Regions from separate parts of the Homo sapiens genome. Here all the other regions are linked to region 1. A link is a loop called in an ENCODE intact Hi-C map of the cell type or tissue named here. Cell type or tissue: endothelial cell of umbilical vein. All regions are shown on one strand.

What was found. Hi-C counts contacts between places; a loop is a spot of excess contacts. Peaks named below come from ENCODE experiments on the same cell type or tissue, not always from the same donor. Only the 100,000 strongest peaks of a DNase experiment are listed, where the experiment ranks them.
Region 2: a loop joins it to region 1, with 11 times the contacts of the local background. A loop is called at or near these places in 1 of 110 quality-filtered maps.
Region 3: a loop joins it to region 1, with 4 times the contacts of the local background. A loop is called at or near these places in 1 of 110 quality-filtered maps.

The regions. Positions count from the first base shown.
Region 1 is chr7:21,316,641-21,320,640 of GRCh38, forward strand. No RefSeq gene overlaps it. Among named protein-coding and RNA genes, the nearest start is that of SP4, 110 kb to the right of the region's middle. In endothelial cell of umbilical vein, no CTCF peak of the experiment used is centred here; DNase peaks (open chromatin) are centred at 1,981, 2,111 and 2,411; H3K27ac peaks cover 3,200 bases.
Region 2 is chr7:21,995,309-21,999,308 of GRCh38, forward strand. No RefSeq gene overlaps it. Among named protein-coding and RNA genes, the nearest start is that of CDCA7L, 51 kb to the left of the region's middle. In endothelial cell of umbilical vein, no CTCF peak of the experiment used is centred here; a DNase peak (open chromatin) is centred at 1,543; H3K27ac peaks cover 1,565 bases.
Region 3 is chr7:21,259,839-21,263,838 of GRCh38, forward strand. No RefSeq gene overlaps it. Among named protein-coding and RNA genes, the nearest start is that of SP4, 170 kb to the right of the region's middle. RefSeq lists an enhancer at 1,478-2,203. In endothelial cell of umbilical vein, a CTCF peak has its summit at 2,092; DNase peaks (open chromatin) are centred at 2,083 and 2,633.

The DNA of each region.
Region 1 (4,000 bases):
AAACTTTGATATCTTCTGGAATTTCTAACAGCTTGGAATTCATATTGATTTGATTCTACATCAGGTGTTCTTAAATATCTTTCCTCCTTAAATCAAAGATTGTAAAAAATTGAATTTAAATAAGAATGTACTTTGTCACTTGAGATTATCTCTAAAGTAGCCCCCCACGCCACTTCATTGTCATGCAAATGACTTCCTTTAGAAAGAAACTATATTACATACAGTATATGACTATATATACCCTATATTCAACCATATACTGTTGTGATCATTATGAAACTGCAAGTCTTGTCTTGCCAGATTTAAGAGATAAATATATCTAATTAATACACTGCTATATTTTTTAACTCAGCTTTATAGATTATGAAAAAAACATGCATAAATACTGCCAAGATATATATTTTCTTTTGCAAAAGCTTCCCTTTTACTCTGTTTTCAGAGAAGAAAAATACGTACTTCTTGTTTTGGAAATGGAGATTGTCATGGTCCTTGTTCTCCTTACTGATCACAGACTTTTCTTTCATGTAATACATCTATCATTAGAAAATCATCTTTAAGATCGTTCAAGCCAACAAGAAAGTGTCACAGTATCAGTATCGCCACAGACATAGTGAAAGAATAGAAAATTATCTTAATTTGGTTTCTCTTAATTTAGCCACATTAATTCAGGCTAAAGTCACCTGATTTATGAGAGAAGAGAGCTCACTTTTTATACAAACCTCTTATTTTGTTCCTTTTAATACCCTTTCCAAAACCAATCTTTGAGAGAATATTAATTTTCTAAGTTTTATTAACTGAAAAATTTTCATTCTAAATTTATGATATACATATGACTAATCAAGAACATTACAAGACCACTGCTAAAAAATTATTGGTTATTCCCAAATTTATGACTGTTTGTACAATTTTCAGATATGTTTTGTTTTTTCCAAGAGTTAAAATCGTGACTTTTGATTTTATCGTGATTTTTCAATTAACTGTACACATTGAAATTTGGAGGGTTTTTTTTTTTAATATTTTTCAAATTCAAGTCACAGAAATTTGGAGTTTTCCATTAATGACAATTTCATGATTTGTGCTATAGTGAATGCTTTCTGAGAAATCAGATTAGTTAGTGACATATTTCTATGATCTTTAATTGCATGTCTGACAATGTTTGCAAATAAGACTTTATTGCAGTCTTGGCTTGATAATGTATTTTCCTAGCCTACCTATCTCAGGGGCACATTGAAAGTGTACATTTGGAAATAGTGAAGTTTGAATCAAAGTAATTAACACTTTAAAGATTGGGGATCTTTATTACAATGATAAAAAACCAATAATATAGTTTATTATTCTCCTATTTCAAGTCTTTGACTTGTAATCCTATAGTTTTCTGTACTGATTTATTCCACAGAGTGCTTTGAAAAGGGCAGCATCAGTAATTTTCATTTACAAATTACTGTGTCTTATTGTCAGTATCTTCTAAAATATTATTCTCAGCATATGTGATTCATGAAGACAGGCAGATGGTAAATTTCCCTTTGGCAAAATACATTAAAACTCTCATTCTGCCGTCCTTTTGCAAGTTCTTACTGTTATGAGCTCTTACTGTTAACAAATTGAGTGAGATAATGTCTTTAGGATTACGATACTTTGAAGAGAGAAGATAAATTCTTTTCTCTTGGTTATAGTTCAGTTACATTCACAGCAGCCATATATCACTGAAATGTTAAAGGTCGCATGAATACCAGCTTGTAGCATCTGCTCTCTTCATTTGTTCTACACAGCTACAGTTATGCATTTAGCTGGCAAGTTAAATCACGCCCTTCTCTGTTAGGTCACTAATAGCATTCAGGGAAAGAAAGCTCCTCTGACTATCACCATTAGGAACCATTTCACAGACAATAGAGCCAGAGATTCAAAAAATCTGGGAGTCAAAACTAAATTATGGGAAGGCACGGCTGTCACCACATGAGAAATTTGAAGAAATAAGCAGTTATAAACCTTAACAATCTAAAGAAGCCTGAAAGCCTCATGTTTCTTTTTAGAAATGTATTTGGGAATCAGTGTTTTCCTGTCATTTATCTGATTTTATGTTGGTTAATGACGTAAAAGGTTAAGAATGTACATACACATAAATTGCTATAACTCACTCTGTCTCAGGGCTGAGAAGCTTCCTGGTGACCTCTTAGACTTTATTCAAGCTGCAACAAAACCAAAATGAAGGCTCCATGACTTTCCAACAAAAGAAAACACCAACCCCCAATAATCTTTATGAATATTTGTTTGGTTCTAATTAATTTCCCCAAAGCCATTAACAAATGACTGATTTGCCAATATGAGGTTTAATCTCTACAAATAAATATATTACTGAAAAATAGTTTATAAGGATGCTTGATTTTAAAGTAAGCCTTCCCCCACAACCCTCCACCCCATTTCCCCTCTCTCTGCCTGTATCGCTTCCTGTTTTCCCTCAGATTTCAGCTGCAACAAGAAGCTAGGGCAGGACAAATTGAACATCACTCAAAATTCTATTATGAGCTTTGTACAGAAACCACTACAGTTGATATGACAATGAAAAGCAGTCAGCTGAAACTAAATAATTAATGGAAACAAGTAAATTAGCTAAATTGGCTTTCAGAGAATCAGATGGACTGCTCCCTTTGTGTGCTTATCAATCCTCATAGGATGCAATAAGTGTTCAGGGGCAGAACTGTGTGAAATCTGTGCCAGATAGCAACTTTCAGTTGCAACTATGAGATGGAAACTGTCTCAAGACAACACAATCAGCAAACACCTAGCAGTACTAGACACTGACGAGACTTTGGGGTGTGGATAAAATACGGTGAATCAGACATGCTGAGAATTAGAATCCTATGACCAGAGCACCTGGGGGATAGGTGTGCTACCAAATGTGTAGCTCCAGCCCCTGCTGAGATATTGCTTGTGGTTCTAATCCTTCATTTTGTTTCTCTCCTCTTCTTATGTTTAGCATCACTAGGGCCACCACATATAACTGCACAGGATGTGTACTGCCCTGCTCTAGAGAGCACCATACATGCCAGCATCATAGTCCATGTGAAGTATACTCCTGCACAACTGTACATGGCCATGCTAACTACTGTGGTATGAAAGTTTGTGTCCCCTCCAAAATGCATGTTAAAACTTAATTCAAAATGTGACAGTATTAAGAAGTGGGCCTCTAGGAGGTGATTAGGATGAGATTTGTACCTCATGAAATGGCCGGAAGGAACCAGCTAGGCTTTTTTGCATTTCTGTCCCTTTCATCTCTCCTGCCATGTGAGGATACAGCATTAATCCCTTTTGCCCTTCCACCACGTGAGGATTTAGCAAGAAGGTGCCGTCTATGAAGCAGAGCAAGGCTTCACCAGACACCAAATCTGCTGGCACCTTGATCTTGAACTTCCCAGCCTCCAGAACTGTGAGAAATAAATTTCTATTATTTCTAAACCCAGTTTAATGTCTTTTGTTATAACAATTAACTAAGACAGAAATTGGTACTGAGGAGTGGGGTGTTGCCGTAACAAATACCTAAGAATGTGAACACAGCTTTGGAACTGGTTAATGAGTAGAGGCTGGGTCCTGAAGAACTATTCCAGTGAGGACTAAGAAGAAGAGGACGGCTTTAGGGAAAGTCTGGATCTTCTTTGAGATTACTTAAATGCCTGTGATCAGAACACGGATAGAAAGATTGACATTGAAGGCCATTCTGGGGTCAGGCATGGTGGCTCACACCTATAATCCTAACACTTTGGGAGGCCAAGGCAGGCAGAATCGCTTGAGCTCAGGAGTTAAAGACCACCTAGGGCAACATGGCGAAACCTCATCTCTACTAAAAATAAAAAAATTAGCCAGGTGTGGTGGCATGCCCCTGTAGCCCCAGCTACTCAGGAGACTGAGGTGGAAGAATCACCTGAGCCGGGAAGTTGAGGCTGCGGTGAGCTGCGATCACACCACTGCATTCCAGCCTGGACAATGGGAGTGAGACCCTGTCTCA
Region 2 (4,000 bases), 680 kb after region 1:
TTTAGCCATTCCACAATTTCATATTTCAAAACGTTATACATAATAAATATAATTTTTATTTGTCAATTAAAAATATATTTAAAAAATTTAAATTCATGTTAGTAAATCGAAAAATATGATACCAGTTCTTCCTAAGTTAATATATATATTTAATAAAATTCCAGTAAAAATGTCAGTGAGCACTTTGATGGAGCTAGGCAAGTTGATAGTAAAGTTCATATAGAAAAGCAAAAATGCAAGAACAACCAGGAAAACACTGAAAAAGAAAAACTATGAGGGAGAACGAATCCCACTGACATGAAAACATACTACGAAGCTCTACAATTTGAACAGTGTGGTAATCGCACATCCATAGATAGAATGGAATGGAAGCCCAGGAAAAGACCTAAGGATATATGGAAATGTAGTATATGATAAGAGTGACATCTCAAATGAAATAATGGAAATTTTAATAAATGGCACAGTGACAACTGGGTGTCCATTTGGAATAAAAGATTAAATTAGATCCATATCTCACAAAACACACAAGAATAAACTCCAAATGTTTTCGCGAATCTAAGTGTTAAAATGAAACTGTACTTGTGCTAGAAGAACATATTGGTGAATTCTTCAACCTCAATGTAGGGAAACTTCCTTTAACTATGACTCAAAATTGAGAGGCAATATAAGAAAAAAAAAAATCAATGCATTCGTCCACATAAATGTTAAAACATTTGCATGGTGAAAGGACTATAATCAAAATTACAACTAAAAGACAACTGGCAAACTGGAAGAAATTATTTACAGTATATACTACAACCACAAGGCTAATATCCCTAATGTGTATTAAAAAAAAAAATTTCTAAAAATTGAGAGACAAAAATACCAAAAACTCACTAAAAATTGGGGAAAGATATGAGCAGACTATTCACCAAAAATGATATAAGAATAGCCCTTGACTATATGAAAATATATTCAAGCTCACTCATAATTAGAGAAATGCAAATAAAACAATATGAGATACAATTTCTCACCTATCAGATTCACAATAATTAAAAAGTATAACATTTTGATATACTTGTTATCATACTTTTTAATGTATAATAGCTGTTGTGAGGCTGTGGGCAAACAGGCACTCCTATATAACTCGTGGGACCACAGACTCAAAATCCTGCTGGGAGATTTTGGAAATACCTTAAAAAAACTACATATGAACCTATTTTTTCCAGTTTTTAAATTTTAATAAAATATACATGACATAAAATTCACCATTTTAACCATTTTAAAGACAGTTCAGTGGCATTAAGTATATTCACAATGTTGAGTAAGCATTACCATCATGCATTTCCAGAACCTTTTCATCATCCTAAAGATAGACTCTGTACCCATTAAACACTAACTCTATTTCTCCTTCTCCCACCCCTTGGTAATCACCATTCTACTTTCTGTCTCTCTGACTCTATGAATTTGATTACTTTAGGTAACTCCCATAAGTGGAGTCATACAATATTTGTCCTTTTGTGTCTCACCAATTTCACATAGCATAATGTTTTCAAAGTTTATCCCTGTTGTAACATGTCTTAGAATTTCCTTCCTTCTTAAGGGTGAGTAATATTTCCTGGTATGTACATACAATATTGTTTTAATTCATTCGTCTGTTGATGGACATTTTTAGTCTTTGTGAATAATGCAGCTATGAATATTGGAGTACAAGTATCCATTTGGAAATCCATGCTTTCAATTATTTTGTCTATATGCCTAGAAGTGGAATTGCCAAATTGTATAACTTCACGTTTAACCTTTTTTTTTTAAGAGAGAGGATCTATATTGTCCAGGCTGGAGTACAGTGGATGTTTACAGGCATGATCATAGGCACAACAGCCTTGAACTCCTGGTTTCAAGTGATCCTCCTGCCTCAGCCTCCCAAGTAGCTGGGACTCTGTGTAACATTTCGAGGAGCTGTCAGTCTGTTTACTACAGCTGTACTTACCTTTTGACCCAGTAATCCTGCTTTTAAAAATCTACCTTGAAGATACACGTCTAACATTTTAAAAATTATATGTATCAGCTATTTGTTACAGTAGTGTTTATAATTGAAAAATTTGGGAAACAATGTAAATGTCTGTCTATAGGAATGTGGGTTGAACAAACTATGATAAAGCCACACAATGAAATACTACACAGCTATCAAAGATAAAGAGGAAGATCTCTGTGAACAGATAGAGCACTTTCCAGGATATATTGTTACGTGTAAAAGGCAAAGTTTATAAGCCTTTCTATTATATGCTACCTTTTAGGTAAGAAAAGAGATATAAGAAAATATAACTGTATCTGCTTTTTTGTGCAAAAGAAATATAGGAATTATAAACCATAAATTAAAGACATTGGTTATCTACAAAGAATGGCAGGGAACCAGGTAGAAAGGATGAGAGAATGGGAACAGGCTAGCAAGAACGAGGAGGAAGTAACCTTTCTCTGAGCATAGACTTTTTATAACTTTGATTTTAGAATCATAGCAAAATTTCCCATACCTTAGAAAAACCTAAGTAAATTTGAAAAACATAATTTTGACTTGATAGTGGAAGGCTAACGTCTAAAGAAACAGTGTAAAATTATTGTAATGTAGTTAGTAAATTTGTTTTCCAACAAGGATACTAGAATTATATACCAGATCAGATAAAGAGTCAAGTTTCTCACTGTTGGAGAAAGATGTTATACATAAGGAAAGGGGCAAGGCAAAAATGAACCCGTGGAATTTATTCGAGTTACAGATCTCAGTATAAACCCACATTTATATACATACATATATATACATATGTATATATATACACACACATACATACATATGTGTGTGTGGGCGGTTGAGTAGATGATAGATAGGCAGGCAGACAGACACACGCATATACAGATGTGTGTGCCTGCATGAGTTAGTATACGTACACACAGTTCCTTGCTCTGCTGGAAGGTCCTAGAAACAATGACTCTCTAGTAGCAATGAATACATTTAGTGCTTAGATCTTAGTTTCTAAATATCACTCTTGAATAAAAGGAACCATGCTCCTTGGAGAAGTTGGTGACTCCAGGACTGGGGCAGGCAAAATATAAAATGAGCCTGGAGGCCTGGCACAGTGTGGCTCATGCTTGTAATTGCCTCATTTTGGGAGGCCGAGGCGGGTGGATCACCTGAGGTCAGGAGTTTGAGACCAGCCTGACCAATATGGTGAAACCCCGTTTCTACTAAAAATACAAAACTTAGCTGGGCATGGTGGTGGGTGCCTGTAATCCCAGCTACCTGGGAGGATGAGGCAGGAGAATTGCTTGAACCTGGGAGGCGGAGGTTGCAGTGAGGTGACATTGTGCCACTGCACTCCAGCCTGGGTGACAGAGCAAGACTTCGTCTCAGAAAAAAAAAAAAAAAAAAAAAGAGCCTGGAACATCATGTGCCAGAATACAAGGAAGTAGCCACAAAGGATGGAGCCATGTCAGAAGAACACAGAGCCCACCTGAAGGAGCTCCCAATGGCCAAAGCTGGAGTAATTTTGAGCAATCAAGAAAGGGTAATAGCATTGGATTATAAGCCATAGACGGAAGTAAATATCCATGAGTCCACAGTGATGTAACGTAGTAAATAAATGGGAGAGAAGGGACACATCTTCGTTACAGAACCTATTAATACATGCAGAGGGAAAAGAGGAAATGGGGGGAAACCCCACAGTAAAAATGGTTGTAGGCATCAAAGGATGCTAAAATTAGTGGCTATAAGTTTAAGGAGAAACAAGATATTTGCATAAAGTATCTTCCCAGATACATTTATTAACCAATTACTAACGGGAAAATAGTCATTTTACTTTGGAAAAACTGGTAGTCACCTCCTTGACCGGGAATGAAGGTTCATATCTGTAGAAAGAGACATAGGACGTCATTTGATGCACAGAGAAGGGCGCAATCTGATTTCCATGGCATTCCTGCGAAAAATGCTTGACCTCCTTTATCCATGAGAAAATATCAGATAAACCCAAAT
Region 3 (4,000 bases), 57 kb before region 1:
GACTGTTTAATTGGAGCCAGTACCAAGATGCTAATTCCAAATTTATTCCTCAAAATGATTTCTGCTCCAAATTTAAGCACCCCTCTTAGTTGGCCCAACTTAGTGAATGTCAGAATTTGAGATGAGAGCTGACTGATGAGACTCCAAGCATGGGATGGTGAGGAAGAGCCAGAGGAATTGGCTAAAACATTAGCACCATGCTTCCAGGCATTCACACTGTGCAAATGCTTCTGCGGTGGGCAGGCCTCCTTATTATCTGCAGGTTCCCAAACCAGGAAGACTGTGAGCCATTCCCCCTCAAAGACCAAAGGCGTGGATGCAAATTTGCCCTTATTGCCCAGAGTGGCAGAAATCACTAGAGCACATGGGCTGAGGCATGGCCACATATACCGATGTGTAAGCCACTTATGTGATGGACAGTTTCCTTTCCTTTTATTTTATTTTATTTTGATACAAGGTCTTACTCTGTCCCCCAGGCTGGAGTGCAGTGGCAAGATCATGGCTCACTGCAGCCTCAACCTCCCTGGGCTCAGGTGATGCTCCTACCTCAGCCTCCCAGATAGCTGAGACTACAGGTGTATGCCATCATGCCTACCTAATTTTTTTTTTTTTTTTTTTGACATGGAGATGAGGTTTCTCTATGTTGCCCAAGCTGGTCTCAAACTCCTAGGCTCAAGCAATCCTCCCACCTTGGCCTCCCAAAATGCTGAGATTACAGGCGTCAGCCATTATGTCTGGCCACCATTTATTTTTGAGAGAGATCCCTGAACCAACACCAAAAATGAAAAATGGCCCCTGTTTGATATTTACCCTTTGGGATTGTCTAGTCGTGATTTAGCCAAGAGGTCTGTCTGTAGCATCTACATCTGCTATCATTCCTGGTCAGGTACATGATCCATGGACCCAACCTTAGGAGTGAAGTTAATTCCGTTGAGTCTAGGTAGTTCTGAGTTTCCACATCATCTCATGCACTTTTCATGAGAACGCCTTTTGCCTGGTATTTAACAGATGAGGCAGCTGAGGTGTAGGTAAAGAGATTTCCCCAAGCTCTCAAAGATGCTCATAAAGTAGCGTAACACACAGAATGAAATAGCTGATCCTCAGACCCAGATCTTCTGATTTTAAGCCCAGGATTTTTTCAGTGATCTGGGAACTGCTTTCCCCATAGATTTTCCAAGTGTTACCAATTACTGCCAGTCCTGGTAGGTCCCTGTGTAATACAAGGAACTTCCATAGTAACAGCCTGCTTGTTTCCTCCACTGGGGATGTTTGAAGCCACTAAAACACACATCAAAACTGACATTTATAACTCCTAGTTTTACAGCCTGTACTTCAGAAAGTGATATGTATCAATCTAGCTACTGACATTTAGGGCTAAAAAAAAAAAACAAACCCTGAGGTAATATGATTGGCCACATTCTGTTTTTTTTTTTTTTTTCCCGATATTGCAACCACTGGACTTAAATAGAAAATGTTCAAAAGACCCCAAATGTCACAGTCAAGAACTGCATCTAATTACTAACCAATTAGGTAACATCGTTGGTCTAACTGGCTCGGAGGGAAAGAAAAATGAAAGCCTCAGGACATAAGCCTACAAGGCATTCCAACTTGGTACTGGGGTTGCAAAGCAGAAGTACTTCCTTTTTTAATCTTTCAGCATTTATACTGTATTCCATCTTTAGAGAGAGAGTTAATTTTTCTGTGCTTAGTTTACTAGTTTGTAGAACTCAGCGACTATCTCTGAATAAGGCATAAGGAAGAAAAGTTTGCCACACAGTACCAATTGGGAAAAGCTAACTTATCATTCAGTAACAGGCACTCCCCAGATCTCAGTGACTTTACATTACAAAGGTTAACTGCTCGCTCACAGAACACATCCATCTCCATTTGACAGGGAACTCTCATTCATGTGGTTCTCACGCTGAGACCTGGCTGACAGCAATATCTGGAATATTCTGGTCACTGTGGCTAAGGGGAAGTAAACTCTGGAGGGGCTCACACCAGCAATACTTTGACCTGGAAGTGACATGTGCTATTATTACCTCCTACATCTCTCTTGTAAGAACAAGTAACATGGCCTTATCCTACCCCACCACAAGAGGGCCAGGCAGTGTGGTCCCACCAGAGCAGAAAGCAGGAAATACTCAATATACCACCCTCATGGCTGGTGGTACTGGGATAAAAATTGCATCTCAGAAAGAAAAAAACAAGTCTCTTTTCAACATATTCTGCTATTCTGATGCTTGCCTTTGACGTTGTCGTTCACGTGAAAACCAAACATTGTAAAATGTGTATGTTAAAGGGAATTTGGAAAATAGAAACACAAATTTTGAGCTATTAATGTTTTGTGAATGTCCATAGTGTAACACCCAAACATCCACACATTCATTCATTCATGAATCTATTCCCCATGCAGATGTTAACTGAGCAATAGACAGATGATGAGGACATGCACAAAGCAGTCCCTTCACTCCTAGAACTGACAGTACCTGGGGGAGATGGCCTGCCATGCACCACTACCACAGTGTGACAGAGGAAGAAGGGGCCAGAAGCACATAGGAGGGGCGCCCAATCCAGTTAGAGCGTCAACAGAGACTGCCGGGAGGATAGTACCCCTAGGCTGAGACATGAGAGAAAGGAAACACATTTTGGTACATTTCCTTTCAGTCTGTTTCCCTCTAAGCCTAGTTTGTTATTTTTACATAATTGTAAGAAAACTGTTTAGCCGAATTTGTATACTGCTGTGCAGAAAACTAGGTCTTTAGAGTTTCACTTTTTAACTCAGAGAAATCCATATGACAACAGTTTCTTACTTCCAATAAAACTTCAGCATATGAACAAAATTTGCAAATGTGGAATTTTATGATGCTGATACAGAAAACATATGTTAACTAAGAATGAGCTTGTATTTTTACTTCTCAGTATTTTATTGCCTTAGCCAGGCTGTCAACCAAATATATAAATTTCAAACATTAAGAGGTACAAATCAACCCACTAAAATATCTGTCAGAGCTTTCTGCATTAATCAACTGTGATGTATTGTAACATACAGGGAAAAAAATTGTGACAGAAATTCAAAACTAATCGAATAAGCATAATATTAAAAAGCATGAATTTGAGTTATTACTTAAGCTTAAATAAAAGAGTGGAGCGAAAACTTCCTGTAGTACCTGCACATTGCAGTTTATTATAAATTTTCTACGTGTTATAGAAAATTAAACTGTGTACTACTTATAAAAGGGTTTTAATTTAATTGGACACATTCAAGTTATATTAAAATATATTTCAAACCTATTTTGGTTGCTTTAAAGAGTAGCTTAAAATTCTACACTCAATGTTGACTAATATTTTAAAATTCTTTAAAATTTTGGCCAAAAAGGGCTAATTTCTTAATAAGTATATCTCTCTTTAGCCAAGAGCCAACATCATGTCTGATGGTGAAACACCAAAGGCGTTTCCATTAAAATTCAAAAAGATAAAGAAAAGATTGTCCCATCATAAATATTAAATAACAGTTTTCAGAATATTCTGGCTAGTTCTCAAAATAAGATTAGAAATAAGAGGAATAAACATTGGAAGGAGGGGAATTATCATTATTTTTCATGAACAAAATTATATACTTAGAAAGCCCATAAAAATCTCTCATAATCATTAAGAATTTCACTAAAAGTGATAGATGAATCTGCACAGTCAACCACTATTTTAAATAAGTATAAAAATGTTAAAAATACAAAAGCTAAGATTAATTATGCTTATAATCATAGCAATGTGTAAAAACACACCTGGAATAAATGCTAAAAAAATGTGCATAAATCATAATAAATAAATTACAAAGTATTTCTCTGAAGATTTAAAAAATTTGTCTCCATAAAAGCCCAAATAATATGAAGATAATTCATCCCAAATTGATTGATGACCAGCTGGGCATGGTGGCTCACGCCTGTAATCCCAGCACCTTGGGAGGCCGAGGCGGGTGGATCACCTGAGGTCTAGAGTTCAA